Linked DNA regions of Homo sapiens: regions 1 and 3 are each linked to region 2. A link is a loop called in an ENCODE intact Hi-C map of the cell type or tissue named here. Cell type or tissue: heart left ventricle. All regions are shown on one strand. Links, peaks and the distances in the headings refer to the core of each region. The heading gives the core; the rest is flanking DNA. Region 1 holds the start of TRK-CTT1-2 (tRNA-Lys (anticodon CTT) 1-2). Region 2 holds the start of LOC100129540 (a long non-coding RNA gene). Region 3 has its middle 36 kb from the start of CTSH.

Region 1 (10,728 bases), core at 3,021-8,020, 120 kb before region 2:
AGTCGGGCGTGGTGGCGCAGGCCGGTAATCCCAGCTACTTGGGAGGCTGAGACAGGAGAATTGCGTGAAGCTGGGAGGCAGAGGTTGTTGCAGTGAGCCAAGATCGTGACATTGCACTCCATCCTGGACGACGCAGCATGACTCTGTCTCAAAAAAAAAAAAAGTGCCTGGCTTTGCCCTTTCCAGCAGCTCCACGTGGCTGGAACATCCCATATGGGTTGCCAATCAATTAGGCCTGAGAGGTAAGCTGAAGCTAGACCATGCAAGATGTGGTAGGCCTTGTTAAGGAGTTTGGACTTTGGACTTCATCCTGAAGCAGTGGGTAATTTTGCAGAGGTTTAGGGAAATATCAGAATGATTGTGCTGGCTGCAGAGGTCTCCACAAATCACTGAGGAGTCTGGTTTAGCTGCAGCTGATATATGGGGGAGAATGGAAGGAGACTGGAGTTCAAGGGTTTTTGAGTCTCATCTCAGCCGTCTCCATGGTGACACTGGAAGATGGTACAGTTCCTCCTAATGAAATTTCCTTACTGAAATTTCAAGTGTTTTGTTTCATGCTGGCCTAGACCTTGGCTTCACCCCCTTCTCTCTGACACATAGAGGCAAACTGAGTAAGTGAGGGGGTGGGGAAAGAAATACTGGGATGAGATGGGGAGTAGTGGAGGGGCCCTGTAGTGCCACCAGCCTGTGCAACCTTGGCCACCCATCCTCCGTTCTCCAGCCCCAGGCCCCTCCAGGACCAGCATCAAGTAAAAATCAAGTTGTGCCTCTTGGGAAGAAGAGCCTTTCTTCTTGTACTTACTCACAGAGACTCTAAAGAGGGGACCAGCACTTTTGTCCAGGGTTCTGAATGATCATCAATTCATGAGTTGTAAGGCTGGGAGGCTCTTTAGAGATCTCCTAAAGCCCTCCCTTGACTTAGTCCTCCCTCTGCCTCTCACCCCGCCTTTTTATTTGTAGATGAAGAAACAGAGGCCTGCATTATGGAAGTGACTTTCATAAAGGTTAAAATTCCAAAGGGGCCGGGCGCGGTGGCTCACACCTGTAATCCCAGCACTTTGGAAGGCTGAGGCGGGCGGATCACTTGAGGTCAGGAGTTTGAGACCAGCCTGGCCAACATGGTGAAACCCCAACTCTACTAAAAAAAAAAAAAAAAAAAAAAAAAAAAGACGGGCATGGTGGTGAGTGTCTGTAATCCCAGCTACTCAGGAGGCTGAGGCAGGAGAATTGCTTGAACCTGGGAGGCGGAGGTTGCAGTGAGCCAAGATTGCGCCACCGTACTCCAGCCTGGGTGGCAGAGCAAGACTCCATCTCAGAAAAAAAAAAAAAATTCCAGAGGAACTCTCAAAAAATTAAAAATAGAATTACATGATTCAACAATTCCACTTCTGAGTATATACCCAAAAGAATTGAAAGCACGAGCTCAAACAGATATTTCCATACCAATGTTCATAACAACATTAGTCACAATAGGCAAAAGGTGGAAGCAACCCAAATGTTCATCAACTGATGAATGGGTAAACAAAAATTCCCTGATATATACATATAAGGGAATGTTATTCATCATTCAAAAGAGATGAAATTCTGATACATGCTACCATATGGATGGACCTTGAAGACATTATGTGAAATAAAATAAGCCTGACACAAAAAGACAAAAATTGTATGAGTCCACCCATATGAGTACCTAGAATAGTCAAATTCATCGAGACAGTAGAATGGTGGTTACATACAAAAATTAGCCGGGCGTCGGCCTGGCACAGTGGCTCACGCCTGTAATCCCAGCACTTTGGGAGGCCGAGGCGGGCGGATCATGAGGTCAGGAGATCGAGACCATCCTGGCTAACACAGTGAAACCCCGTCTCTACTAAAAATACAAAAATTAGCTGGGCGTGGTGGCAGGCGCCTGTAGTCCCACCTACTCGGGAGGCTGAGGCAGGAGAATGGCGTGAACTTGGGAGGTGGAGCTTGCAGTGGGTCAAGATCGCACCACTGCACTCCAGCCTGGGTGAAAGAGCGAGACTCCCATCTCAAAAAAAAAAAAAAAAATAGCCAGGCGTGGTGGTGCGCACCTGTAATCCCAGCTACTTAGGAGGCTGAGGCAGGAGAATTGCTTGTACCCGAGAGGTGGAGGTTGTAGTGAGCCGAGATTGCACCATTGCACTCCAGCCTGGGTGACAGAGCGAGACTCTGTCTCAAAAAAAAAAAAAAAAAAAAAGAAAAAAAGTGGTTGTTGCAGGAGCTGATGGGGGGAGAGGGCAATGTGAAGTTACAGTTTGCTAAGCATGCAGTTTCAGTTTGGGGTGATGAAACAGTTCTGGTGATAGATAGTGGTGATGGTCACATAATAATGTGAATGTACCTAACGCCATTGAACTGTGCACTTAAAAATGGTTAAGATGGTAAATTTTATGTTATGTATATTTTGCCACAATTAAAAAAAAAAAAGAGGCTGGGCGTGGTGGCTCATGCCTGTAATCCCAGCACTTTGGGAGGCCGAGGCGGGCGGATTACAAGGTCAGGAGTTCGAGATCAGACTGGCCAATATGGTGAAATCCCGTCTCTACTAAAAACATACAAAAATTAGCTGGGCTCCCAGCTACTTGGGAGGCTGAGACAGGAGAATTGCTTGAACCCAAGAGGCAGAGATTGCAGTGAGCCAAGATCACACCACTGCACTCCAGCCTGGGCAGCAGAGTAAGACTCTGTCTAAAAAAAAAAAAAAAAAAAGGAAAAGAAAAAGAAAGAAACGCAGACACACACATACAAAAGGAACAAGGATCCAGATATCTTAGGTTTAGCAGCATTTATTTCTGAATAACAGGATCTATATACTCCTCTTGCTTTTTGATCTGAGTAACCAAGGAGTTGATTTGGTTTAAATGGCTTCATTGTGAGGACCCTATGAATTGTGTAACTGATCAGCTTTCCTTTTCCACCATGACTGCTAGAAAGCTTCGGATGAGATTTGTAGTCCACTTATACAAAAGAAGTATCCAGAACTTCTGAGTCTCTCTTTTTTTTTTTTTTTGAGACAAGGTTTCTTACTGTCACCCACTGAAGTACACTGGAGTACAATGACGTGACCAAGGCTCACTGCAGTCTTGACCTCCCAAGAGAGGCTGAGATGGGAGGCCCAAGCGATTCTCCCACCTCAGCCTCTCAAGTAGCTGGGACTACAGGTGTGTGTCACCATGCTGGGCGTGGGGGGTCTTGCTTTGTTGTTAGGGCTGGTCTAGAACTAGTAGGCTCAAGTGATCCTCTTACCTTGGCCTCCCAAAGTAGTAGGATCACAGGTGAGCCACCTTGCCTGGCCCAGATCTCATTTCTGTAAGTCTAATTGTTGGCCACATTTTAAAGTTTTATCTTTGCTTTCCTTTCTTTCTTCTTTCTCATGTACTTTTAAAAAATAACCCTTTTAATATTACAGAAGTATACATATGCATTTTAGAAAATTTGAAAATAAAGACAAGCAAAAAATTAAAAAAGTAAAACGTTCAGATTCCCACTACCCAAATAATAATATTAATATCTTAGTAAATGGCATTCTTTTTACCAAAATGAGTGATTACATTTATTCTATAACTTGCTTTTTGCAGCCAAACATCTCCACTTTCCATTACAGTAAATTTTCATCTCATCCAATATTCAAACTATATGCAAGTTTCTCCAGTTGACTCCAAAATCTCTTTATAACTAGTTTTTCCAGAACATATCCAATCTAGGATCACCTATTGCATCTGACTATTATGGCCCTTTTGTCTCTTTTAATCTAGCAAAAGTTGACCAGGCACTGTGGCTCACACATGTAATCCTGGTTCTTTTGGAGGCCGAGGCGGGTGGATCACCTGAGGTCAGGAGTTCGAGACCATGGCCAACATGGTGAAACCCTGTCTCCATTAAAAATACAAAAATTAGTTGGGTGTGGTGGCACGCACCTGTAATCCCAGCTACTCGGGAGGCTGAGGCTGAGGCAACAGAATCACTTGAACCCGGGAGGCAGAGATTGCAGTGAGCCGAGAGTGCGCCACTGCACTCTAGCCTGGGCCACAAGAGCAAAACTCGGTCTCAAAAAAAAAAAAAAAACTAGCAAAAGTCATTAAAAAATATATAATACTTCTTGAAGGTTAGTTGTCCTGGAGAATTTCCCACCCTCTGACTTTGTGTTATTGGCTCCTTATGGTGTCATTCATCTTGTTCCTCTATCCTTTATATTTCCTGTAAACTGGAATTAATATCAAAAGGCCTATGGACCTTTAGATACTAATTAATCAAAAACATTTTTTGACTAGAATAAATAATTATCATTGATTTTGTGTTGTATCACTGCTAAAGATACACTATCTATCTTGTTGAAGATTAGTAAAGCACTAGCAAAACTCAGATTAATTTCTGGATTAAGGTAATAACAACCTGAACCCGCCATCATTCAGTGAGATTGTCCTCCTTGCATCTAGTAACCTGTGTGGTGTTACTTCGACCCTGTAAATATCCAGTTCTCTACCAACTATTAACATATAAAATTAACGTAATGGTTTAACCATAATTGACAACCCTTGTTTAAAAGGATTTGCCACTGCTGGATGCGGTGGCTTACTCCTGTAATCCCAGCACTTTGGGAGGCCGAGGCGGGTGGATCACCTGAGGTCAGGAGTTTGAGGCCAGTCTGGCTAACATGGCGAAACTACATTTCTACTAAAAATACAAAAATTAGCCAGGCGTGGTGGTGCACGCCTGTAATCTCAGCTACTCAGGAGGCTGAGACAGGAGTGATCATTTGAACCTGGAGGTGGGGGTTGCAGTGAGCTGATATCGCCCCATTGCACTCAGCCTGAGCAACAGAGCAAGACTCTATGTCAATAATAATAATAATAAATGAATTTGCCAAAGTATGCTTTTCTAATCCTGCTTTTTTTTTTTTTGAGACAGGATTACACCCTTGCCAGGCTGGAGTGCAATGGCACGATCTCGGCTCACTACAACCTCGGCCTCCCACGTTCAAGCGATTCTCCTGCCTCAGCCTCCCAAGTAGCTGGGGTTACAGGCATGCGCCACCACGCCCGATTGTACTTTTAGTAGAGACGTGGTTTGCACCATGTTGGCCAGGATGGTCTCGATCTATTAACCTCGTGATCTGCCCGTCTCGGTCTCCCAAAATGCTGGGATTATAGGCGTGAGCCACCGCGCCCGGCCTTTGTTTTTTTCTTACAAAGTAGTTTCCCTCATTAACTGGGACTGTTTGGCTACTGTGAAATCACTTATTCTGGAAAACAGAATAAATCTTTATTTATTATTTTTTTTTTTAGTAGGGAGAGGCTTGGAATAATGGTCCCTTCCCACACTGAGGTTCTATCAGTCTATGGAATAAATTTTTTCACTTTTTAGTTTTGAGTGTGAGCAAACTCTACGGTATTTTCAATTACTCGCTGAGACTGCTTTAGCTTTCTAATCTCTCGTGTAAACACCATGGTATGTCTTAGTTGAACCACCGTCATGCCAAAGAAAAGAATTCCGAAAATCTCTAAGTCACACGATGCCGAGAGGCCAGCCAGCTCTGCAGCTGGGCTTTCAGTTCCAATTGTTTCCAGAGAGTGTGCAGGACATTTCTCCGCAGCCATCTTTTGCAGTGGGCCACGAGGGTGCTGAGAACCTCTCTGGTCCCCGCGCTTCAAGGGGTGGGCGCTCTGCCGGCGGGAATCTTTAGGATGAACTGGAAGCACCCCTACACTCACTCCTATTCTCCGGGCTGGAGTCGGCATCGCCTTCCTTGGCCCGCCTTACCTTTAAGGAAACGGAAAGGTGCTGACCACTAGAGGGCTGTTTATACATTTTTATTAAACAACAGAAGTTTGTGCGCACAGAATCAGACATGAAACACAAGTTTTAAAAGTCATGAAAAACTTTACCAAAAAAAAAAAATATATATATATATATATATATAAAATAGAAAAATCATTTAATACGAAATGTAATTCTTAGAACAAATCAAAACAATCTTATTCCTTTGAAAAGATCTAGGAACAACACTTTTCTCTAACTGCCCGGCTAGCTCAGTCGGTAGAGCATGGGACTCTTAATCCCAGGGTCGTGGGTTCGAGCCCCACGTTGGGCGGGTTTGTTTTGCTTTCGTTTGACCAACTTCAGGTCTCATCAACGGTAGTAATTCCACCAGTTTCAGTTGTCATCAACGGTAATAACAGACTTCAGCCCGGATGGTCTTATTTTCAAATAATTCAATACATACAAAACTACCAATACTATTTTAAAAAAGGAACAATGGGCCTGGCACGGTGGCTCACACCTGTAATCCCAACACTTTGGGAGGCCGAGGAGGGTGGATCACGAGATCAGGAGTTTGAGACCAGCCTGGCCAATATGGTGAGACCACCCCACCCCCTGTCCCCCACCCCGTCTCTACTAAAAATACAAAAATTAGTTGGGCGTGGTGGCGCGTGCCTGTAGTCTCAGCTGCTCGGGAGGCTGAGGCAGGAGAATCGGAGGCTGTGGCAGGAGAATCGCTTGAACCCAGGAGGTGGAGGTTGCAGTGAGCTGAGATCCGGCCATTGCACTCCAACATGGGCGACAGGGCAGGACTCCGTCTCAAAAAAAAAAAAAAAAAAAAAAGAACAATGAAACCAGTAAATTTCATCTTGTAAATTACACACTTAAAGGCTATCTGCCCTATAAAAGTATTTGTTGCTGAGTGGCCTGTTTAAAGGGCAGCCGAACGCCAAAGGTTAGGGGATAAGAAGACATTAAAATTCATGAAATTGTAGAGTTCATAATATTGCTGAAGTAATCTGTTAAAACGTTTGAAATGTTTATTTTTTACTTAATATTATGTGATATTGAAGATTAGTTTGGAGAACAATTCTGTATATTTTTAAACCACTATTAAGATTGCTTTAGTGATGAACGAATATGGTGGTTATTGTGAACAGGGTCTTAGAACTTTTTTATCCTTTTTTTTTTTTCTGAGTGCTTCTATGTAGATACCCTTTTTTCTTTTCTTTTTTTTTTTTTCTTTTTTTGAAACAGAGTCTCGCTTTGTCACCCAGGTTGGAGTGCAGTGGCTCAGTCTTGGCTCACTGCAACCTCCACCTCCCGGGTTCAAGCGATTCTCCTGCCTCAACCTCCTGAGCAGCTGGGACTACAGGCGCACATCACCACACCCAGCTAATTTTTGTATTTTAGTAGAGATGGGGTTTCACCATGTTTGTCAGGCTGGTCTTGAACTCCTAACCTTGTCATCCACCTGTCTTGGCCTCTCAAAGTGCTGGGATTACAGGTGTGAGCCACCACGCCTGGCCAGAAGCTCACTTTCTTTGAGCAAAACTATTATATGTTGACAGCTGCAAGTTTTTTCCTCGTCCTAAATATTTTTAGTCATTCCCAGCAATTCTCAAATGTTCTCCACAATTACTATATGTTAGCTCATCAATTCGAAATACAATTTCAGACCTTGTTAGAAAGATATTAAAAAATTTCAGCATCAGAAATGAAGATACCCAGACACCCCCATTATTACAGATGCATAATTAATCTCTACGTGATGTGAGGTGAGGTAAATTTATTTATTTATTTATTTATTTTTTTGCTGAGACAGAGTCTCGTTCTGTTGCCAGGCTGGAGTGCAGTGGTGCGATCTTGGCTCACTGCAACCTCTGCCTCCCGGGTTCAAGCGATTCCCCTGCCTCAGCCTCCTGTGTAGCTGGGACTACAGGCCCGCACCACCACACCCGGCTAGCTTTTTGTATTTTAGTGTAGACGGAGTTTCACCATGTTGGCCAGGATGACCTCGAACTCCTGACCTTGTGATCTGCCTGCCTTGGCCTTCCAAAGTGCTGGAATTACAGGCATAAGCCACTGTGCCCGGCCCGGATTTTTTCCAGAGAAGTAAACCAGGTGGGAAAAAAAGCAAATTGGTAAATTGATGAAAGGTCAATGAAAATGTTATACATTAATTTAAAATAGAAGAGCGGGGTTACTTTTGTCCCCCAAAAATTCATATGTTAAAGTCCTAACCCTCAGAGCCTCAGAATGAGATCTTATTTGGAAAAAGCTCTGTTGCAGATGTAATTAGTTAAGATGAGGTCATACTAGAGTAAGGTGGCCTCCTAATCCATTTTAACTGGTATCTTTATTAAAAAGGGGGAAATTTGGAAAAAGACACACAAACCCAGACACCAACATCTGGAAACCTGGGAGAAAGCCATGTGCAGACGAAGGCAGAAACTGGGGTAATGCTTCTACAAGCTAAGGAACACCAAATGCTCCTGCAAGCTAAGGAACGCCAAAGATTGCCAGCAAACCACCAGAAGCTAGGGGAGAGGAATGGCACAGATTCTTCCTCACAGTCCACAGAAGGAACCAAACCTACCAACACCTTTATATGGGATGTCTAGCCTCTAGAACTGTAAAATAATAAATTTATGTTTGGCAGTCCTGGGAAACTAATACAATCAGTATTCCAGTTGGGAGGTAATTTTGATTTTAAATTTTATTATTTATTATTTTATTATACCTTATATTAAGTAATTGTCATCATCTTCATTCCCAAAAAGTCTATGAGAAACAATAGTTTTTTTTGATGCAGTCCTAAATTAAGGTCAAGTGAGGAAATTAGGATCACTGAGCCTTCAGAAGTAGCATTTTAACAAGCTTAATCTTTTTTTTTTTTTTTTTTTACAGCCCAGAGGTCTTTTATTTATTTATTAACACCTGTTATGCCATGAATTCATAGGGAATAGGTTCCAGCAGCTCAGGCTCCTTCGCATTGGTTCTCACAAAGTGTGCTTCTCTGGGTGGAGCAGGCTGGTGCTTCTGTTGAACCCAGGTACCTTTCTATTTGGCTTCCTTCTTTTTCTGATCATTTTCCTTCATGTGTTTCAGGAAACTATCTCAGCTTTTAGAGTGCTTAATGTGCTCAATACGCACATTAATTCTCTTGGCAAGAATCTTGCCCTTAACTTGTGTGTTTACAACAATGCCAACAGCATGCTGGGGGACATTATAGACTCTTCCAGTTTTGCCATGGTAACACTTGTGGGGCATTCCTTTTTGAACAGTACCCATTCCCTTGATGTCTACAATATCACCTTTCTTATAGATTTGCATATACGTGGCCAAAGCAACAACTCCATGTTTTCTAAAAGGCCTAGAGAACATATATTGGGTGCCTCTCCTCTTTCCCTTTGTGTTCGTCATTTTGGCGAATTACTGGAAGATGGCGGTTCCGGCTGAAAGGAACAAGCTTAATCTTAATGGATATTTTTTCTTATTTTGGCTGATGATTCATTATGTTGAGTAGTGACTTATTACTATTTGTACTAAAAAATGCAAAGATATACAACGTCAAATACATTTTATTCTCCCATGGAACTCATATTTGAAGATGTTATGTTCAATTAATCTATAAATGAACACTTTAAGACAGTGTGCTAATTTAATGCAGTCCAGTTTCTTCAACAAGTAAATGGCAAAAAAAGAGACAGAGATACCTTAATGGAATGAAATGTGTGGACTTTGTTTCCATCTTGATTTGAACCAGTCATAAAGAAACATGTATGAGACAATCAGGGAATCTGAACACAGACTGGGTACTTGAAGATAAGGAGTTATTTGCAATTAAATGCAACAACGTCATTTAGAGATACATACTAAATTGTTTATGAATAAAAAAGACATGATCTCTGGAATCTGTGTATATGCATTTTTCGGGGGAGAGGAATGAAGAGATACCAATGAAACAAGATTGGCCACATGTTAATAACTGTAGAAGCTGAGTGACCCATACAACAGAGTTCATTACACTATCACCTCTGCTATTGTATATGTTTACATTTTTCCATAAATTTAAATATCATTAGATTCTGCAAAAACAAAAGTGTCTTAACCTCTGTAGCTCAGTGATCACACTTAGCATCACTAACAGTGGGACAACCAGATATCATGTGCCTGCTGATGTAATGCAATGAGAACTGCACAGCATCACCTTTAAAATAATCTTGTCAAAACACTCAACTTAGATCTAATCAAGTCTTTAGACCTAACTTTACATTTATAGGAAATGTAAATAACAAGTAACACCGTGAGTAAATAATCAGGTGAACCCAGAATGTCAGACATTCAACAAAGGCCTGGGCTCTTCAGAAAGCAAATACTAATACTAAACAAAGACTAATACCACTACTAATAAAGGCTATGTGTGTGGGGGCAGACTGTATTTGAGCCAAAGGCTTCCCCTCCAGCCCCACTGACAGTCTGGTGAAGCCAATGAATTCTTTTCTCAGAATGTCTTAAATGCATGAAATAAAAAACAGGATCATTAAAAAATAGGTTTTTTTTTTTTTTGAGACGGAGTTTTGCTGTTGTTGCCCAGGCTGCAGTGCAATGGCGCGATCTTGGCTCACCGCAACCTCCGCCTCCCAGGTTCAAGCGATTCTCCTGCCTCAGCCTCCCAAGTAGCTGGGATTACAGGCATGTGTCACCACGCCTGGCTAATTTTGTACTTTTAGTAGAGACGGGGTTTCTCCATGTTGGTCAGGCTGGTCTCAAACTCCTGACCTCAAGTGATCTGCCCGCCTCGGCCTCCCAAAGTGCTGGGATTACAGGTGTGAGCCACCACACCCGGAGAAATATAGTTATCAAAATATTTTAAAGTACAATATGGAATACACATGTTCCATTATTAATGCACTAAATAACAAGATCTAGCAGCAGGTCCAA
Region 2 (10,728 bases), core at 4,499-9,498:
GAACTTCTGACCTCAAGTGATCCACCCGCCTCAGCTCCCAAAGTGCTGGGATTATAGGTGTGAGCGACCACACCCGGCCTCATGTTTTTTTTCTTTTTTTTTTTTTAAACAGAAATCTGCTTCCAAGACTTGTCAAGACTCTATAGGTAAATTACACTATGTGACTGAGAGAAGAAAAAAAATCTCCTTTAATTAGTGGCATAAGCTACCTAACATCACTAGAACAAAACCCCACGACTCCAGCAAAAGTTAAAGGCATCAGCCACTTCCTTAGCGCCTGCTGTGCACAAGACACGATGAAAAGCAGCTTTCGCTCTTCAGGATGGTGCCTGAAAAAACCCTTTCCATCCAACAAAAATCTAATGTCAAGGCCCATTATATAAAACTGGTGCAAGTAGAGGCTTTCTGGCGAAGTGAGAGGGGAGAAGGAGACGGTTAGAATCCTGTTCCTAATGGGAGAAGTCTCCTCAGCCCTTATCCCAAGTTCTAGATTTTTCTGGGAAAACTGGAAACTTACTCTTTTAGGAGGTGCTGTGTAAGTGGTTTTACTTTGTCCACATCAAGCAAGTGTCGATACGAACAATACGGATGGGTGTGAATGACAGTGTGGGGCTTTGGAGTCACCTGGACCCGGGCTCCAGACCTGGCTCTGCCCTTTACTTGTGGGGTGACCTTGGGCTGCTCACTTGACCTCACTCAGCCTCAGTCTGCTCATCTGAAAGGTGCAGAATAAGAAGAGCAGCTACCTCTCAGACTGTCAGGACTAGAGGAGGAAATGCCGGTGAAAGCATGGCTCAGGGCCTGCCAGATTCTAACTGCTCATCAATGATAGTGATGGCTGTCATTGGGGAAGCTGGACCCAGGCTCCCAAATGGGGGCACCCTATGCAGCAGGTTGGGCCTTGGGGGGCAGAGTGTGGGTGGGCCCCAGGTTGAGTCATCTGGGCTTCAACGCCCCCCTTCCCCTGCCTGGCTGGGGGGAACGCACCATCCTCATCTTGGAGAAGTTGACCAGGCCGTCTTCCGTGTAATTGGGCGTCCCCTCCTCGATGAAGGCCAGGTCGGTGAGGTACATCCCCAGGTAAGGGACACAGGGTGGGTCACAACTTGGAAGCAAACGGCATTAACACAAGTTTTTCATTTTAAAAAAGTAACGTCTACCAAGAACAGAACATCCCGCATGCACCTTTTGCTTTGCTAGAGGCAAAGGGACTTGCAGTCACCAAGAATCACACTACACTCTAGAACTGACTATTCTACACGCCCAGGACTGTCGGCTGGGTCTCAGGGCCAGTCCTCTGGGGTGGTGGGGGCAACATGGTGCTGACTGGGGCCTCTTACACCCACTGGGGCATCTCAGATTGTCTCTTTCCTCCCTGAGCCAGAAGGTCCTCCCCTACCTCTCTGCCTTCTGTCCCAGTCAGTCCCTGGGCTCTGTCACCAGCCCCTCTGGACTCACCTTTCCTATCTCTCCCTGAGACTCTCCCATCCGGATCCTCCCCCGAATCACCTCCTGGAGGGCTCTGCAGCCCCAGCCCCCCAACTCCTGCCAGTCACCCTATCTGACACCCTTGTCTCTGCTCCCTGAGACCTCTCCTGTCTCCACTGGCATCTCCCACCCACCTAAGCACTGGGCTTGGGTGCCAGGGCAGGAAACCCTTGCTCTCTGAGATCACTTTCCTGAAAGTGGCTTTGGGGCAGGGGGTTGGGTGATAGTTTCCATGGTTGGTGACTCATGGGGGACTGCATCTTTGGGAGCTGGGCCCCCGGAGTGATGGGCCATGCCTCTCTGATTTTTGGTCCAAAGCAGGGCCTCCTGTTACTGTTCCTTCCCAGCGTGTTCTGGTGCCCTTGGCTCGGTGCTGGGTAAGGGTTGATGGAGCCTGTGATGGAGCCCGGCGGTCGTTATGTGCCGGCAGGGCTCCCTTTAGCTCCTTCTGGGGCCTCCTCCCCAGTGCTCTGCCGCCTCCTCTCAGCTCAGCACACAGATGCGGTGGCATCATCGAGCACAGTGCAGTGACCCTTATTCCCAGCCCATCTTACCTTTGTCTCTTTGTGGCCACCTGGCAACCCTGCTAGCCTGGAGGAAGGTGAGGCCGGGAGGATGATAGAGCAAGAGCAGAAACCTGGCCCCTGTCCCTCACCTGCCTGCTGTGTGACCCTAGGCCAGGTCTTTCCCTCTCTGGTCCTCAGGCTCCTCATGTATAAAGCAATGATAGCAGCTAAGACAGTTTTAGGTGGTCTCACAGCTGATTTACAGGCACGATATTAAATAACATGAATTCACGTGGTAAGAAACATTGGATTTTTACTTTTTTCCCTTCTGCTCAGGGAGAGCGCCTCATTTGGTGATAGTGTGACTTTGACACTTTTGATACTTGCCATTCTCCTCCTTTCACATTTTCTCTTTTTAGACAAATAGCAACAGGTGTCAGAATCAGAGTGTTGGCAAACATCAGTATTTGGCCAGAATTCAAAAACATTATTTTGTTTTTACCATATATTTTTAAATGGCATTCTTGTATTTACAGCAAGTAAGCTGGTTTTCCATTTGCCATGATACAAAATTTCCTTCTTATTTCTTTTTGGGAAAAAGTGAATTAATTTAAAGAGGCTGTTAGGTAAACACAAATACAGTTGGCACAGTATGGCAAAGTCGTGAAGGAGGCAGAGGCCTGGCGTTAGGGACACAGCAGACAGAAGTGTTTTTCCAAATGTAGGGCTGACCCTTTCATGGGTGTTGAAATCAATTTAGAAGGTGTAGACCAGAATTTTTAAAAAGTGAAAAAGGGCCGAGTGGTGGCTCACTCCTGTAATCCCAGGCAGTGGGATTTGAGAGGTTGAGGTGGGAGGATCACTTGAGTCCAACGGTTCAAGACCAGCCTGAGCAACATAGTGAGACCCCATCTCTATTTAATTGAAAACAAATAAAAATAACAAGTGAAAAAGAAAATATCTGACTTCATCAAATGAAATAAAGGTATATATTGTTTTGTGGAATTTTTGTTCCTGTGATGCATATATGCATTTGTATACAGGCTTGTAGTTTCAAATATATATATTTACTGTGCTTTGTGATTAAAAAAAAAAAGAAAAGAGTAAGGAGCATCCAGCCACTGGAGGGGCTGCTTTGCATCCTTCCATCCCTTCCAGTCCATGATTATTACATGCACAGGTCTTCATTTCCTTCCTTTCTTTTTCTTTTTTTTTTTTTTGAGGCAGGGTCTCACTCTGTTACCTAGACTGGAGTGCAGTGGCACAATCACAGCTCACTGCAGCCTTGACTTCTCAGGCTCCAATGGTCCTCCTGCCTCAGCCTCCTAAGTAGCTGGACTACATGCATGCACCACCATACCCAGCGAATTTTTGTATTTTTGGTAGGGACAGAAATTTTGTATTTTTGCCATGTTGCCCAGGCTGGTCTAGAACTCCTAAGCTCAAGTGATCTGCTCGCCTCAGCTTCCCAAAGTGCTCAGATTACAGGTGTGAGCCACTGTGCCCGGCCAGCTCTTCATTTCCTTTCTATCATACTCCAAGTCTGAAGCCCAGGCTTATGAGTCTGATGGAGAAATAATCCAAAGATCTGAGAAGTAACTCTGGAGTCGTAAGGCTGTGGCAGTGCTGACCGGTGGGTTCTGAGAGGTGCTCTCCCCCTTCACCCTGCATGTGTGACAGTAGCCAGGTAGCCGTGGAGTGCTCTAAGGATGGAAGGGAGAACGGGAGGCCTGGTGACTGCAAGCTGACTGCAAATGACCAAAGGACTCAGAGTGTTTCTCAAGGCTTTTGGGGGTTTCTGACCACCCAGATCAGTGAAAAGGATCAGAGGTCCTCTGATCACTGAGGGTCGACTTCCCCTGGTATTTATGGGGAGTCATGGTTCAGCTGTGGGAAGGTGGTGGATTTGCAATCGAATCACTTGCAAGTAGCACGCCCAGCCCCAGTACTAACCTCTGTCCCTATTTACTACCTCTATGGCAGGGGTGGCCAATCTTTTCGCTTCCCTGGCCGCATTGGAAGAAGAATTGTCTTGGGCCACACGTAAAATACACTAACACACTAACGATAGCTAATAAGCTGGAAAAAAATCACAAAAAAATCTCTTAATGTTTTAAGAAAGTTTACCAATTTGTGTTGGGCTGCATTTAAAACCATCCTGGGCCATATGCGGCCCTTAGGCCACGGGTTGGACAAGCTTGCTCTATAGTGAGGGGCCATGAAGGAGGGGACAAGAGAACACTCAATCAAACACACACACACACACACACACACACCCATCCGAAATCCAGAGCCATGTGGGCAAATGTATGGAGTTGCCAGATTGGGACAGAGGACTGCTGGAGGGCCCCACAGGGACACACGGCATAGGGACTGAGCCACACCGAGCCTCTGAATGAAAAGGGAAGCATGTTGGGGCTTCCTGCAGGCAAGACACCCAACAACAGGCAAGTCCTGAACCTTCCATATTGGCCTTTTGGCCTCTCTCGGGTGAGGTCCAGTCTTGCCCTTGGCAGGGCCTATCAAGCAGAGCTGATACGGGGGTGGCTTCCTCTTCTGGCAGAGCCCTCACGGGCCTGCAGCTAGCATTTTAGGGAGCAGAGAGGAAAGTGTCCCACCCCTAGCCTGAAAGCTGCTTCTGGTTTCTGGGCAAGGCCTCGCTGTCGCACTCCCATGCTGGTGACACCTGGCCTTGCCTGTGGTTGTTTGGAGCCCCCAAACTGGATGTTTCTTTCCACCAAGACGCTCCTGATGATGTTAAATGGAATAAGGGAGATTATGGGGGACCAGCTGCTGCTGGCAAGAGGCAGCTGCCCATGCTCTACACCAAACTCCAGGAAACCAACCCGAGACAAGCAATGAGTCCACCTCCCCTTCCTCTTTCTCTCCAACTTCTCTCTTCCCTGTACTGCCCTGGCTGTGGGATGGGCTATTCTCTCTTACAAGTTTCTGCCGGCTGTGGTTGGGGATCTCCTCTCTCCCATCTTGAGGCCTGGGGAAGGGCATTCAGGGAGGGCATGAGGGCCCTTGAGGCTGGGCTGTGTGGGCTGAATCCCCTGGGGCCAGGGTCCAAGGTTCTGGCACGAGGTACAGGGTGATCAGGTAAGTAGTCTTTGAAAAACAAAACTGCGATGGGGTGGGGGTGGAAAGTCCCATTTTACCACTGGGTTGCTAGGCTGCTCTGTGGTCACAGGCAGAGAATAAAGATAGAGATAGATACTTGGCTTTGCTGGAACCCCTGAGACTCTAGAGCTCAGCCTTTGGGCTCATGACATCCATGTAGATAAATTGATTCTCACCCTGATTAAAGGGTATAGGGGATGGCCTGGCAGTCAGCTAGCTGACACGCTCCTCCATGGCTGTTCCCATCCTTAATTCAGGGGAACAAAGGGGAAAGGCTTTCACTGCAGCAGCCTACAATAACAGCCTGTCCCCCGTGTTCCTCTAAATCAAGGGCTTCCTATTCAAATTAAACACAAAAGGTGCAGATATGCAAGTGTGTGCTCGGTTGAGATTAGACAGGGTAGTCAAAACTGGAATCGGCCCCAAAAATGCTGGTGACCACATTTTGCTACTAAATTCAGTTTTCAACCAAATTCTTGTTGCCTGGAGCTGGGGGAAGGTTCCGATTGCTGGGAGGTTGGGAGGAGGGAACAGGCATAGGACTTTGCCAGTATGTAGGCTTGGGGAATGAGAAGGGGAGATGAGGCCACTCTCAGGGCATCTGGCAGGGACTGAAGGGGCACACATAGTTAGGGCTGTTGCAGGTGGGGCAAGGGACATTTAAGAGAGTGGCTAGTGGGGTGTTTGGTGGTGAAGTCTCGGCTGGGAAATGCAATAAGGCCATTCTCCAGCCTGGATGCTGGCAGAAATTGGATATTTTTTCTTCTTTTTCTTTTTCTTTTCTTTTGTTTTTTTTTTTTTTTTTTTTTTTTGAGACAGTCTTGTTCTGTCACCTAGACTGGAGTGCAGTGGCACGATCTCAGCTCGCTGCAACTTCTGCCTCCTGGGCTCAAGCGATTCTCGTGCTTCAGCCTCCCAAGTAGCTGGGATTATAGGCATGTGCCACCACGCCTGGCTAATTTTTGTATTTTCAGTAGAGACAGGGTTTTGCCATGTTGGCAAGGTTGGTTTCTAGCTCCTGACCTCAAGTGATCTGCCCACCTCGGCCTCCTAAAGTGCTGGGATTATAGGCATGAGCCACTGTGCCTAGCCCGAATTGGATATCTTAATGAAAAGCTAAAAAAAGATGCCTGGGACGTATGAATGGGCTGCAGACCAACATGGTGAGGCCCATAGCAGGACTCCTTCTCTGGGGAGGTCATTGGCTATGCCCATGGACTGCCACCTCGCTACTCTTGCCCCCGTCCCCTGCCTAGTGAAACAGACGCTCAGTATTCATGCAACACCGCTCTTTGTGAAAACCTTAGAGCCTCAGGAGAGGGGGTGCGGGAAGCATTTGCCCCAGGTTTCCCCAGTCCCTCCCTCCTCTGTGTGCCCTGCCTATGTCTCTGCAAGTCCAGAACCTGGTTTGCATAAAGCTCTTAGCTTCCAGAGGCCCGCAGGCCACCTCTGCCCTGTGCTGCAGGGAGCAGGGGAATGTGGGAGAGACACTTACACGGGCCCACAGGCCACCTGAAAGAGGGAAGACGGTCAGGGTGGGGACTCAGACAGAATGGGGGGCCCCAGAGGCAGTGGAGGCAGCGGTGGTGGCGGCGGCAGACGAGGAAGCCAGCCATGTGAGGAGGTGGATGGAGTGGTGCCCCGGGGGCGGACGGACGGACAAGTTGGTGAATGCACGGAGGGGGCAGCTCCCCACAAGCACAGTCCACAGGGGCTCTCGGGAGCCCAGGCAGAAGAGAGACGGCTGGACAGCACAGATGGGTGCAACATCTGTCTGAGGACACAAACAAAGTGGAGATGGTCAAGGCGATGGCACACAGAGCTGGCAAAGGACAGACCAAATGCGGCAGGAAGAAAACGCAAAGAGGAGGCAGACGAGGCTGGCAGAGGGGTGAGCAGTCTGTCAAAGCCACTGTCAAGGGCTGGAGGTTTTGGCTGGCCCCATCCTCAGGGTCTGGGGGTAGTAAACTCTGGTGTTCCCTGCGTCAGCCGTGATCATGGGAACACCAGGAAGCGGGGAGAGGCTTCCTGAGCTATATAGGGAACCGGGACCCCAGGGATCTCCCAGGGTCTCTCCAAGGTCTGGCGAGTAGCCAGTCAGGCGAGGAGAGGAAGGAACACTCACTCAAGGAAAGGAGGGTTGAGACTAGTGCAGAAGCCTGAGTAAGCACCTAATGAGAGTGACAGAAGCAAACCCCCCACTTCATGTGAGTGTGTGGCCACAGTGTGTGCAGATGGGCTGAATCACTGCTTCCCTGGGAGAGCTCGTCTGGAGCCCAGGGCAAACCTTGACAAGCTCTGGAGGCCAGCCTGGGCCAGTCCTGGTGCTAGGCCACGGCCATGTGGCCTTGGACCGTCCACGTGGCCTTGGACCAGACACTAGCTCTTCAGTTTCTTTGTCTGGAAGAACAGGATGCGGGAAGCAGCCTTATCCTGATGGTTGTCAAGTGGGGAGGATTTTGCCCCCTAGTGGACATTTGGCAATGTCTGGAGACAGTTTTGGTCGTCACAACTTGGAGGGGTGCCATTAGCATCTCACAGGTAGAGGCCAGAGATGCTGCTAAAGATTCTACAATGCACAGGACAGTCCCCCTCAACAAAGGATCATCCTGGTCAAAACAGCAAGGGTGCTGAGGCTGAGGACCCCGCCGTGTGGGCAATGTTGATGGCGTTAAGCGCACAATGTCTAGGCAAGTGCTTTACAAACTTTAAGTATGATTATTGTAAAACTGTATTTTTTTAATTCCCGGATGCCATTGTTTATAAAATGCAAACATTTTGATGATGAATTCTGGAGTGAAAAAGGAAACACAATTGTGTTAAATAAACAAAACTGACGTTAAGACGTCTCCTGATGTCAGAATTATTAAAATGTGAAAAGAAAACGTGCATTTTAGAATCGAGAAATCTGGCACCACTACTATTATCATCACAGCTACTATGCTTTCAGGGATCCCAGCAGTATTCCTGTGCTTCTCTCAGGAAATGCTAGCAAACTCTGGAGTTTCTCTGGCAGACCATGGAGGACTCCACCATTGGGGTCCAGGAAATCTAGGGGTCTTGTGGGTAGACAGACGAACAGACAGACAGAAAGACCTCCTGCTCTGGCTGGGGGCGGCACGTGAATGCCTCTGCAATGCAGGTCTATGATTTTAAAAATAACAGCGACAAAACGACACACACTTACTTTTTCAGAGCTTCTCTGAGATTCTTAAATCTGCCCTCAGATGACACAAGCTTTTGGAGCTTATCAATCAAAGCTTTAGTCTAGAAGGAAGCAGAAGCATTTACTAACACACAGCACACGCTGTGATCCCCGAGGCCCGGGGATCAGGCCCACACTCCAACATGCTGCCCAACAGGGCTCCAGAATTGCCTTCCCTTGGGATCTGGGGGCCTCCTGTGTTTGGGCACCTTGCCCCTGAACTCCTCAGGAGTTGGGCACGGGTCCTTGTTGAGTGTGCCTGTGCTCCCACATCTCTCAGAAGCAAGGAAGTGGGTGTGAGGGACCTGAGTGTGGATTTGGCCCTTGGAAATGCTGCAGGATCCCGAGACCTGGGCAGTTTAGAAGGACTTAGTGGGTGACTCCCAGGAGCCTGCGCTCAGAGCAGGAAATGGCAGATTTTTCATTTTCCTGATCTTTCTCATGAACTAGACCCAAAGGATGTGACCGTCATTTCACACGTTCCCCTTTTCACACCAGAAATGCCACCCAAATTTAAGGATCAAGAAAAAAGATGGGAGACGAACTGATCATCAGAAAAGAAAAGGCCTGGCTGGAGAAGAGGAAGCTCCACAGCAAAGGGCTTTGCCAAGCGACCTCGCCAGGCCCAGCGCACACATCAGGCTGGAGCAGAGTTTCGGTGGCTGGAGTTTGTCTGACCCATGGAGCACCCCGGGTCAAGCCTGGCTTTGTGCACCTTTCCCTGTGTAGCCCGAGGGAAGGCCCTTTCCCTCAGGGGTCCTCAGCTCCCTCATTGATAAAATGGTGAGATAGGTTAGAGACTTCCTTTGCAGCTCTGTTCCTCAAGATTCAGAATGTGGCTGAGAAACCGCGGGAGCACAGCGGTACGTCACGCCACCAGAGCCCTAGTCAGCCTGGAGGGGACACAGGCCCCGGAGGCCAAGCACACGCCCAATCTTGGGGTCAGATTTCTGCTGAGAAATTTGTCTACTGAGAAGGACAATCTAAGTCTCCATTCTGACAGGAAGAGATCTGTGTGTGCTCTTCAAGGGGAAAGAAGGGCTGAGCGTACCATTCAGTTCCATGCCTTATCAACAAGTAGAAAAAGCCTCGCCACCTGGTGTGGACTAATCCTGTTCAGAGCACAGCTGTATTCTGGATCTGGTGAAAGAGACATGCAGCAGAATAGCACACACCACACGGAGTCAAGGCAGATGATTCTGCTTTCACTTGAGATGTCTGCTGTCCGATGACTGGCAAAGGCTGGATGCCCTGGCCCACCTCCGTTCCAGAGTCTCAGCTTCCCTCCTGCACTTGCCCCTTTCCAGAGCAGCACCCTCCTTCCTTTTCTTCTCCATCCACCTGCAGAGGAATGACCTGATACGGCTTGAGGTCAGAGGCGGGGGCTGAGTCAGGAAACCTAGGGCCTCCCCAGCCTCTGTCACCTATCCCTGGCATGCCGACTGGCAAATCACCACTCCTCTTGCCTTTATGGGCCTCAGTGTCCCCATCTGGAAAATGGGAGGGTAAGTCCAGGTGTTCCCTAAGGCAATACTAGCTCAGATACTCTAGAATTGTGGAAGACACAGAAGCTTGATCAGGAGGTCCCAGTGGCCATGCAGTTCTAGATGAAGTGTCACCGTACTCTGAGGCTGTGAAAATGTGCAGAAGATATTCTGGAACCAATTTGTGGCTCTGGGCTGGGCACGTTTTTAACTTCCTCCACATCCCCGTGCTTGCTGTGTATGGATGCTCCTCTTTGGGTTGTCATGCTGTCTCCAGGAAGGAGCTCTATGGCCTGGGAAGCCACAGAATTTTCTCAGCTGCTGCTTAAAAAGTATGTTCCAAGTTGAAGCAGTTCAAGCATCTTCTAGCTGGGCCAGGAGCTTCTATCCTGTGATGCTCCATGGGATACCAAGCCTCTGGGATCTTGGGTGTCTCTGTTAGAGTGTGGACACCAGCAGGCAGAAATGGGGGGCCCTTGGAATATGGGATTGAAAGCAGGAACCAAGCAAGGACCCTTGGAGTCAGTGTCAGGAAGAAAGATGATTTTGTGGTCTCCTAAATTCCATCACTTCCTGTTCACCAAGCAGAGGACTTCTGGCTGGACAAGAATGTTCCCTCCCAGAGAGGCCAAAATCGATTGTTAGCCAAGGCGAGGCTTTTGTCTCCACTAAAGTACAGCGATCCCCAGGAGAGGCGACACACAAATCCACGTTAGTCATTGTACTGTCGTATGGAAGAGTATCATCATCAGATCGTCTCTTGGGTTTTTTTTTTCCCCAAAGAGGATGGGGAGAGGGGTTAAAAGAAGAAAGGGGAAATGAAAAGTCCCAAATGAAATCCAACTGCCTGACGCTTGCCAGGGGCTGAACCAGACTTGGACATAATGCTTTTCTGCTATGGTGAGCACATTTAAGTGAGCAG
Region 3 (10,728 bases), core at 3,053-8,052, 70 kb before region 2:
GCTTGAAGGCATTGGAGACCTAAGAAAATGGCGAAGACTTAATGGGCCAGCATTTGGTAGAGAATTGAGTTTCAGGGCTGTAAGTCCATATTCAGTGTGGCTTTTATTTTGCAGTTGTTTGCAAAGGTCAGAGAGGCTTTTGGTCTGGTTCTTTTGATAGTCTCACTTGGACTAAAGGACATGATTTGGAGTCTGATATCTGCCAAGAAATTAGGACCCCAAAAGGATATACCCCAGGAATAAAGATGAACCAAATTTAATTACTTCTTCAAACAGTTTTACAAATATATGCAGCAAATAGCTAGTTTTGCGTGAGACAAAACTACATGAAGTCAGGTGTGGTGGTGTGTGCCTGTAGTCCCAACTACTTGGGAGGCTGATGTGGGGGGATTGCTTGAGCCCAGGAAGGCTGCAGTGAGCTGATTGCCTCACTGCACTCCAGCCCGAGCAACAGAGAGACCTTGTCTCAAAAAAGAAATAGAAGTACTTGGAGAAAACATCAAGAAACTCATCTGAGAAACAGAGACAGGATATAGGCTGTTGTAGATCCAGTTTACTTTAAGAAGTAAGTGCTGGTGGGGTATAATGTTTCACGCCTATGATCTTAGCACTTTGGGAGGCTGAGGCAGGAAGATCACTTGAGCCTAGGAGTTGACGATCAGCCTGGGCAACATGGCAAAACCTCATTTACAAAAAAACACAAAAATGAACTGGGCACGGTGGCTCACACCTGTGGCCCCAGCTACTCTGGAGGCTGAGGTGGGAGAATCACTTGAGCTCAGGAGGTGGAGGTTGCAGTGAGCTGAAATTGCACCACTGCACTCCAACCTGGGCAACAGAGTAAGACCCTGTCTCAAAAACAACAAAGTGCTCTACATCATTCCTTAAGTAAGGAAAGTCAGATACTGACATTTTAAGACATTTAAAAAAGTATGCTTACTATATTTAGAGAGATGAGATAACTTAAACAGCAAACTTTAAAAAGCATATCAGAATTCCACATGCAAAACACAGTAGCTAAAATAGGAACTCAATAGGTTTAACAGTGGGAAGATAGGTCAGGAAACAAATACGCATATTGAGGGACAGAGACATTAAGGATAGACAATGCATTGGTAAACCTAACTGAAAATATAATTATTGCAGGAGCGAATGGGGCAATAATCGAGATTGATGACTTTGCAGAACTGTTAATAAAGTGTTAACTTTAAGCATGACAAAAATAACCAGTTAAAGATATTAAGACTAGGCACTGCAGCTTAATTAGTGTAATCCTAGCACTTTGGGAGGCAGAGGTGGGAGGATTGCTTGAGCCCAGGAGTTCAAGGCTGCACTTCAGCCTGCATAACAGAGCCAAGACGTCTTTAAAAAAAAAAAAAAAAAAAAAAAGCGTATATAATTAAAACCTAAAGGCAATTTTAAAGGCATCCCAATTAAAAAGACTTGACAATGCAAATAATGGAAGCCAGGAGGCAATGGAGTATGTTTAGAAAGCTGAAACAAAACTGCAATTTAAAATTCTAAACTCAGTAAAAACCCTTCAAGAAAACATTTTCAGACAAAACTCGAAAAATGTGTTAGAAAATTTACCAGCAAACCCAAACTGGAGAAAAAGTTATTTTGTTTTTTGAGATGGAGTCTCGCTGTCACCCAAGCTGGAATGCAGTGGTGCAGTCTTGGCTCACTGCAACCTCCACTTGCCGGGTTTAAGCAATGCTCCTGCCTCAGCCTCCCAAGTAGCGGAGACTACAGGCACGTGCCATCATGCCCAGCTAATTTTTTTGTATTTTTAGTTAACCAGGATGGTCTCGATCTCCTGACCTCGTGATCCGCCCGCCTCGGCTTCCCAGAGTGCTGGGATTACAGTTTGTTTCTTAAATGTTCATTGCAAGGTGGACTGTGAAAGCATATCACAATTTAAAAAAATTGTTACATTAGAATTGTTAGATTAGAATCATTTAGTATTTGCATGGATATTTTGCTCATACATGGTTTTGTAAGATTTTGCATTGGTCATTTGGAAAATATTTACTGAGTCACGCAAATTTTTCAAATATTGACCTGCCTTACACAATATGGAAGACTGATGCAAGGATTTCTGAGGAGGAGTTATGTAGATGGGCCTCTTTAGATCCAGAGTGAAGATATTAGTGTCTTGTATGAAAGTTCACCAAAGGGCATTCATGGTAGACAAGGCTTCCATGTGTCATCTCGTGTAAGAAGAATTGTAGGTGTTTTAACCACGTCCCCAGCTAGGGTCTCATTGCCAGACGTGAGTGAGCCTTCTGATGATTATAGCTCCCAGTCTTTGAGCCCTCCCAGCTGATGCAGAATGGGACAGAGATGAGCTGTCCCCTCCAGCTCCTACCCTAATGGCAGACTTGTGAGTCAGATAAATAATGTTCCAAGCTACTAAGTTTTGGAGTGGTTTGCTATGTAGTAGTGGGTGACCTGAACACTTGGCTACTTGCCATTGCGATTGCCAAATCTGCCATTCCCTGATATGGTGTATTTCCTGAGGTTACAAGCCAGCCACTTGGTGACAGGTTAATTACGTTGGACCCCTTCCATCATCAAAGGGATGCCAGTTTTTCCTCACTGGAATAGACATGCATTCTGGATATCTGGATTTATTAATATAATATTAATACTTTCCCTGTCTAATGCTTTTGCTAACACAATCATCCGTGAACCCAGAAACCTTTATTCATGGTATTCCGTGTAACATTGCTTCTGGCATACACTATCAGCCTGAGAAAATGGAATGAGCTATTGAGGAGTCAGTTGTGGTGCCAGTTGGGAGACCTGAAAAGTTGAGGTTCTTAATTAAAGGATGCAGTATATGCTGTGAATATGGCCCATAGATGGTGATCTCTCATGGAATGCACAGGTTTGGAAATTAATAGGAGTGGCTTCTCACTATCACAAACCAATTACAGAATGTGTGCTTCCCATTCCTGTAACTTTGCGTTCAGTTGGTATAGAGGTTTTGGTTCCCAAGGAGAAATTCTGTCATCCAGGCAACATGATGGGTCAGTTGGATTGGAAGTTAGATAGCTATTTTGGTCATCTCATACCACCGAGCCAACAGGCAAAGAAGAGAAGTACTGTACTGGCTGAGATGATCGGCTCTGATTACCAAGAAGAAATTTGGGTGCTGCTATATACAATGAGGAGAGAAAGGACCATGTCTGGAACCCAGAGGATTCTCTGGGATATGTCTTAGTACTTCTGTGTTCCTAGGTAAAGTTTAATAGAAAAGTACATAAGTTAAAAAACACAAGACCACTGAGGTTTCACATTCTTTTAGGAATGAGTTTTGAAGTCACCCTATCTGGTGACAAAACAAGACCAAAACCAAAAACAGCTGAGGTGCTGGCTGAGAGCAAAGGAAACATGGAACAGGCAGGAAGAGGAAGAAATATCAACTACATAGGGTCTTAACGACCAGTTATGAAGACAAGATGAAGACAAGGACTATAACAGCTTTGTGCCTTTTTTCATGTTATAGAATAATCAGATGGGATTACATTTGAATTAGAAAAGTAATTAACATTGCACAGGGAGGGATACAGACTGTTGACACTGGTGAAGAGGATGAGAGTGTCTACCTTTGTATGAAGGATATTGTATCTTACTAGGCCACAGCATGAAGTGGTGGTGTTATGTGGTGATTAAAATATGTGTGGAAGGGTGTATATGGATGCCTAGCATCCTAAGGGGAGGACTGAGTTGGTTATGAAGTTACTGGATCTCAGCTCTAAATCCTGCTCTGTGATCCTGTGGCTGGGACCCTAAATTATTTGTCAGCTGGCTTCTTGTTAGGTTCTGCCAGTAGAGGGCATTAGAGGGACACTGGAAGGCAAGGGTCGGGGGCCGGGGGTGGGGGGTGGTGCGGGGGAAGGGTCTTCCTCCTTCCTGGTGGCTTGCTGTTCTGTTAGCTGCCTGACAGCAGCTGTTGGGTCCAGTCTCTATTTTGGGGGTAGAGGGGGGATGCTCAGAAGTGGCCTCAGAGGTTCCAGCACCCAGAACAGTTTTGCCTTCATTCTCCTCCTTTGCTCCTTGTAACACATATAAATCACCTCTTGGGGGTTTCGGAATTGCCCAAGCTGAGAGGTAGCAGTATCTCCTTGTTATAGTTATCACATTTCTATATTTCTTCCAGATGGAGGAAGGATTACAAAAAGGCAAATGGCCAAATCTTGTTTTACTGGGGCAGGCTTTTCCAAAGGACCAGGCAGAAGCACCATTTTATTTATTTGTTTTAATTTAAAAAAAAATTTTTTTTTGAGACGGAGTCTCGCTTTTTTGTCCAAGCTGGAGTGCAGTGCAGTCTTGGCTCACCACAACCTCCACCTCTCATGTTCAAGCAATTCTCTTGCCTCAGCCTCCCGAGTAGCGGGGATTACAGGTGTGTGCCACCATAACCCAGCTAATTTTTTTGTATTTTTAGTAGAGACGGGGTTTCACCATGTTGGCCAGGCTGGTCTTGAACTCCTGACCTCAAGTGATCCGCCTGCCTTCGCCTCCCAAAGTGCTGGGATTACCATTTTATTTTAAAACACAATTGTGGTTATATTGTTTTGATTTTTTTGAAAAGCTTTACATGAGATTTGATTTCTGGCTGTCTTTTGCTGCGCTAACAAACTGTCCCAGAACTTTATAGCTTAAAACAACCATTTTGTTTTGCTCATACCTTTCTGAATCATGAATTCAGGATAGGCTTGGTTGGGCAGTTCATCTTTGATCCATTTGGCGTTAGCTGCCGTGGCTGAAATTGTGGAGGATCTGCTTCCAAGATGGCTTCTTCACTCATGTATCTCGTACCTCTGTGTTCCTTGGCCCCTCTTTCCTCGACACAGCATCTCAACCACTGAGGGCTTCTCTGCATGGTTTGCACATCTCATACTGTGACTTGCCAGCCTCAGGCTGGTATCTCAGGACTCCAAAATTACATGGTATCTCAGGACTCCAATAGTGAGGGTTCAAAGAGATAAGAAATGGAAGCTGCCAGGCTAGTTAAGGGCTGTGGTTGAAAGTACTGGTTTTTTTTTTTTTTTTTTTTTGGGACAGAGTCTCACTCTGTCGCCCAGGCTGGAGTGCAGTGGTGCAATCTCGGCTCACTGCAAGCTCTGCCTCCTGGGTTCACACCATTCTCCTGCCTCAGCCTCCTGAGTAGCTGGCACTACAGGTGCAAGCCACCATGCAGTAGTCTTTACACTTATTTATTTCTTGACATTTAGAATATTGGAAACAATTAAGAAAATCAGAATTGAAAATGAGGAAGAAGAAATGTGAGATGAATGGTTGGTTTCAGAAGAACAGAAGCATGTGCGTTTGTGATGCAGCCTTGGGGGAGAGAGAGAAGGGCAGCTGAGCCTGGGATATGCTTCCAGTCCTGGGGAGGGGTTTGGGTGGTTGCTGGTGGTGTGTCTAGGGGTGATTAAGTTTAGACAAACCTCTGAGTGTGTGCGTGTTTGTGTGTTTGTGTGTGAAGAGGGAAGTTTGGTATGTCCTTGACCTGGTGCTCTGTGGCATAAAGTTACCATGGGCAGAGCTAATGGCAGATTGTCCTGGGCCTAGGAATGGTCTCAGCATTGCAAAGCTCCCTGGTGAACCTGAGCAATAAAGGTAGCACGTTTCCTCTATGCTTGTGACATATGTGAGGGCTACATGGTTTCCTTCAGGAACTAAGTCAACCTGCCCTTTCTGACCCCAGAGCCGGAGACACAAGGACTCACTCTGGGTGGACTGATCTGGGACCCTGGAGGTTCCTGGTACAACCTGTGTCCACTTGGGACACATTCTTGCACTTTTACTTTTCCAGAGGATTGTGCAAGCCTTTACTTCCATAGGCAGAGAATCTCATCCTTCCCCCTTGATCACCCTTCTCTTCATTATCCAAGAATTCCAGTCTTTCTGAAGCCATACTGGGAGACCAGAAAATTAGATGTGCGCATTATGTTACCATAGTGGCCATAAGGTGTCGCTGTTGTAAGGGTTTCCCCACAATCCATGGGCTCAGCCCATTCCGCCCACCTTCACAGGGCCGAGGTGGCATCCTACTCCAGTGCCCTAAAGCTGCTCCTCTCTTGGCCACCTCATGTTCAGCCATCATCCCTCACAGTAGGACACCCACCAGAGTTTCCAATCCTGCAGCAGCTTCACTCAGCCTACCCACTGTGCGAACCTGGCCTCTGTGAAATTTTAGATCCTGAACTGGGGCCAGCCTCCTCTCCTCCCCTCCCTTCTGAGGGAGTCCCCTTAAGATCTTTTCCTGCCGTGAGCCTGCTTCAGCGCATCCCAGACCACCCGAATGGCTGTCCCCAATTTCATCTCTGGGTTCCTGTGCAAATTGGTCCACCTTGCACCCTGGAATCCCGAGAGAGATCGTCTTTGCTGAACTACAAACAGCAAACCGGAGATCTTGTGTATAGCATTCCCCTAGAACAACACACACTGACTTTACATTCACATAACCACGGGAAGTTGGTCACATGATTTTTCCCATAATAATGAAAATCTGTTCTCTGTCTCTAGCCTAGACTTACTCTATCACTCTACATTTGCATAATTCCCTTAAAATGTTTTAAAAATATGCCAAGAACTATTTTTTAAAAAGCATCCCATAATATTACCTTTCAGCTACTCCCTTGTATCGGCTAGGCTCCCTGAGAAAGAACACAGTCTACTGGGTACTGTGAGGGGAGCTTGATAAAGGACTTGTTTACCAAGGTGGACAGGAGGAGGGAACCCACCAGGCCTTAGATGGGGCAGTGCCGTAGATGGAGTTACGTAGATGGAGCTCAGTTACCACCCTGGGCCTGGCGGGCAGGGCCAGGTCTCCTCACAGCATAGTCATTTTGAATCACTTTCAGACTTTTTAAGAATCCTAAGGACTCTGCATCCTCTTTGGAGAGGCAGCAGAGAGGGAGGCTGAGAACAGATACTCTGGAGCTGGAGGGCTCGGGTATAAACCCTGATTCTGCCACTAAGCAATTTTGTGGTTTGGGGCAAGTTGCTTAACCAATCTGTGCCTCGGCTTCCTCATGTGAAAGTGGGGATCATGATAGTATCTACCTCACAGGGTTGCTGTGGGGAGTTAGTGTGCTGTATATTTCTTAGTGCAGTGCCTGGCCAATAAAAAGTGTCTGTTAAACCAAGAAAACACCAGTGTTTGAGCTGAGCTGATTAACCTGCTTCACTCGCAAGAAGGAAGGGCTTCTCTCTTGCCCTTTGATAGAAGTCAAAAGACCAGCATCTCTGTAGGCTCTCAGAGTCCCTCAGGAGCATAGGGGAAATTGCTCTGTCAGTTTTCTTTTTTGAGACGGAGTCTCACTCTGTCACCCAGGCTGGAGTGCAGTGGTGCAATCTCAGCTCACTGCAACCTCCGCCTCCCTGGTTCAAGCAATTCTCTCGTCTCAGCCTCCTGAGTAGCTGGGATTACTGGTACCCGTCATCATGCCTGGCTAATTTTTGTATTTTTGTAGAGATGGGGTTTCACCATGTTGTTCAGGCTGGTCTTGAACTCCTGACCTTGTGATCTGCCCACCTCGGCCTCGCAAAGTGCTGGGATTACAGGCGTGAGTCACCGTACCTGGCCTACTCTGTCAGTTTTACCATCTTCTCCTTAGGTTTCTGGCGCAGGGGCTTTGGGCTTGGCAGGCCAGGAGTGCCCTTGGGCGGGGTCACCACAAGGGCTGCAGCCCTGATTCAGTATTCTTAACCAGCTGGTGGGATGCTTCCTCCTCTGTCCCCCATGGTTGCTGTTTCCCAGGAGGCCCTGTGGTCCTTCATGCAAGTTGCCTTTGGCCCCGCTCTCCAAGTCAGTCCAGGCTAATACAGCCTCATGCTGAAACTCTTGTGTTTACCTAAACTCTGAGTGCTGTTTGGATGCTAGGAACAATTACTAAAGAAAATGTATATATACACAGTGGAATGCTATACAACCTTTAAAAAGGAAATCCTGCCATTGTGATAACAGGGATGAACCTGAAGGATTTTATGCTAAGTGAAATAAGCCAGACACAGAAAACAAGTACCGCATGATCTTCACTTATACGTGGAATTTTAAAAAGTTGAACTCATAGAAGCAGAGAGTAGAATGTTGATTAGCAGAGGTCGGAGGGGGAGATATAGGGAAAGGGAGATATTGGTCAAAGATGTTGGTTTCAGACATTTTAGAGATCTGTTGCACAGTATGGTGACCATACATTTCAAAATAGCCAGAAGACTAGATTTTAAACATTTTCACCACAAAAAAGGGTAAGTAGGTGAGGTGTTGGATATGTAAGTTTGATTAATCTTTCTGCAATGCGTACATATATCGAAACATCACATTGTACCCCATAAACATGTATAATGATTGTCTGTTTAAAAAAGTTTATATTTCATCCTGAGTTCAAAACCCGTAACTGAATTAAGTGACTGCTGGTGGGAACCAGGTAAACCTTCCATTCAGCTTAACTTTTGAGATGAGCTTGGCATTTCTTGATGTTGCTAGGGGAAAAACCTCAGGAGTTGTGTTGTAACAGGAAGTTAAGAGTAAGATTGCTGATTTCATTCATTAGTTCAGTGAGTTTCTGTAATGAAGAATATATGTGTACCCATAAGAGTCAATATGCATGTTTACTTTGTAAAGAAAAAAGCATTTCATAACGAATGACTTGAATTTGGCCTCTTGGTTTTTTGTGTAATTACATGTAATGGAGACTGGTTTATTGCTGACGGTGGGGTCTTCCTGGTTCATTGTAGTGGTGCTTGTGAGCTGGGGTTTTATCCTAATGTCACTCTACCGTGGGAAACGTAATGATCTGTTTATTTGGAAGCCTTAGAACAATGCTACATCTCTAAAAAATACTTTGACCTTAAAATTTCAGGTCATACACCCATTATGTCAAGTAGATGCTGTAATCCTGTGAGGAAGGTGTTAGTCTCACCTCCATTTTTGAGGCTCACAGCAGGAGTTGGGAAGTAAGGAGGAAGAGCAGTAAAGATTTTAGGAGTTAGACCTGGGTTTGAATCCCAGCTCTCTTGCGTTAGTTGTAGGGCCTTGGGAAAGTGAATCATTCTCCCACCTGTAAAATGAGGATATTAATAAATCCTACCTTATAGGTCATTGTAAGGGCTGGAAGTAATAAATGTGAAATAGCATAGTCCAGCATAATACAGCAAGGACACTGGAGTAGGTTTTTATTGATTTTTGCTCATGGTGATAAAGTGAATGGCTGAGCTGGAATTTGAACCCAGGCAACCAGAGGCCACCACCATTTTGTACCTTCTTTGTGTTCGGGTGATGATTAATTCCCACGAATGATGGCATGGCTCCTGCTGGAGCTGTGAATGCCTTCTGCTCTGGAAGCCAGTGAGGATTCCTGAATCAGTTTCTGGGCCTCCACCTAGCACATGTTCTGGATGAGGGGTCTGGCACAGGTGGCCACCAAGAGCAGGGCTAGTGACCCCAAGAGCAGATGAAGGCTTTATGTACACCAGAGCACAAGGCAGGTGGACCCAAATAGGGTGACCACTTTCTGTTGGTACAGCTGGCTGCATCAAAGTGAAAATGCGGGGCCCCTTGTTCAAAAAGCAGGAAACCAGGCTGGGCACAGTGGCTCATGCCTGTAATCCCAGCACTTTGGGAGGCTGAGGTGGGTGTTGAAGACCAGCCTGGCCAATGTGGCAAAACTCCGTCTCTACTAAAAATACAGAAATTAGCCAGGCATGATGGTGTGCGTCTGTAATCCCCGCTACTGGGGAGGCTGAGGCATAAGAATCACTTGAACCTGGAAGGTGGAGGTTGCAGTGAGCTGAGATCACGCTACTGCACTGCAGCTTGGGCAACAGAGCAAGACTCTGTCTCAAAAAAACAAAAAACAAAGCAGGAAACCAGTGCCATTAAAGGTATGAGAAAATACAACATATTTTCTTTTCTCCTGTGGCCTCTCTCTTGACCTCTCATAGTGTTTTCCATGTGTTATTTAATATTGTACTCCCTTGGACATAGGGAGAATTGCCTGGCAGGTACAGGCTGTCATAGGCATCTGGGGTCCTGCTGTGCAACTCCATGTACACATGGCCCATCAGCCTCCAAACAAATACCTGGACCTAGCCGGGGCAGGAAGTCAGTCTCCCCCTTCCATGGACCTGCTGTTCCTACTCATGCAGACAGGTGGCCCACAGGGATTGCAGCCTCTGTGCTGGAACGTGTTTTATATCTCGATCGGGCGGGTGAGAGGTTCACTCCCACTGAACCTGGCGTGCCATAGAGCTGCCAGCCTGGGTCAGGGGTAGCCACCACCATGCCCCATCCTGAGCTGCTATGAAGCGTGCGTGCCTGGCTCCAAATCCTCCCGATCTCTCATTCAGGCTTCTGCCATGTGTTAGAGAAGTGAGTGGCTCAGAAACTGGCCAAGAGAGGCAGGAAGGTGGTGGGAGGTGGTAACACGTGTCAGCCAAGGCTCCACGCCCCCTGGCATGTGCTCCAGTTGTCCCCTTGGACTCACTTACAAAAACACATGTTCAAAGAGAAAATAATTATGCATGTTAAGATGATGACGGCAGAGCATTAAAACCCCAGTGCTGTATGACTTCACTGGTCATATGCCCTTGGAGCCAGCCCTGCCTGGCCATGTTCCTGAGGTTTTTTGCAGTTTTAATAGCACTAAAAGTTCCAGGTCCCAGAAGTACTCTCAGTCCCAGGCAAATCGGGCTGGTTGGTCACCACACACC

The links. Hi-C counts contacts between places; a loop is a spot of excess contacts. Peaks named below come from ENCODE experiments on the same cell type or tissue, not always from the same donor. Only the 100,000 strongest peaks of a DNase experiment are listed, where the experiment ranks them.
Region 1: it touches region 2 in a loop (7-fold over the local background); 4 of 110 quality-filtered maps call a loop at or near these places.
Region 3: a loop joins it to region 2, with 5 times the contacts of the local background. A loop is called at or near these places in 65 of 110 quality-filtered maps.

What each region holds. Positions count from the first base shown.
Region 1 is chr15:78,854,523-78,865,250 of GRCh38, forward strand. TRK-CTT1-2 (tRNA-Lys (anticodon CTT) 1-2) reads left to right here and starts at 6,040; the gene lies at 6,040-6,112. It overlaps LOC124903535 (a long non-coding RNA gene), which reads left to right and starts at 6,341. Exons shown (of 2, transcript XR_007064727.1): 1 at 6,341-6,378; 2 at 8,152-9,698. It also overlaps the pseudogene RPL21P116. In heart left ventricle, for the core only: CTCF peaks have their summits at 5,803 (motif pointing right) and 6,002; DNase peaks (open chromatin) are centred at 5,723 and 6,109; H3K4me3 peaks cover 1,312 bases; H3K27ac peaks cover 471 bases.
Region 2 is chr15:78,972,316-78,983,043 of GRCh38, forward strand. RASGRF1 (Ras protein specific guanine nucleotide releasing factor 1) reads right to left here. Exons shown (of 27, transcript NM_001145648.3): 24 at 8,305-8,384; 25 at 988-1,105. It overlaps LOC100129540 (a long non-coding RNA gene), which reads left to right and starts at 6,574. Exons shown (of 2, transcript NR_148998.1): 1 at 6,574-7,008. RefSeq lists enhancers at 4,457-4,606, 4,677-4,786, 4,857-4,946. In heart left ventricle, for the core only: a CTCF peak has its summit at 7,589 (motif pointing left); a DNase peak (open chromatin) is centred at 7,494.
Region 3 is chr15:78,903,988-78,914,715 of GRCh38, forward strand. No RefSeq gene overlaps it. Among named protein-coding and RNA genes, the nearest start is that of CTSH, 36 kb to the right of the region's middle. In heart left ventricle, for the core only: CTCF peaks have their summits at 3,799 (motif pointing right) and 5,973 (motif pointing right); no DNase peak of the experiment used is centred there.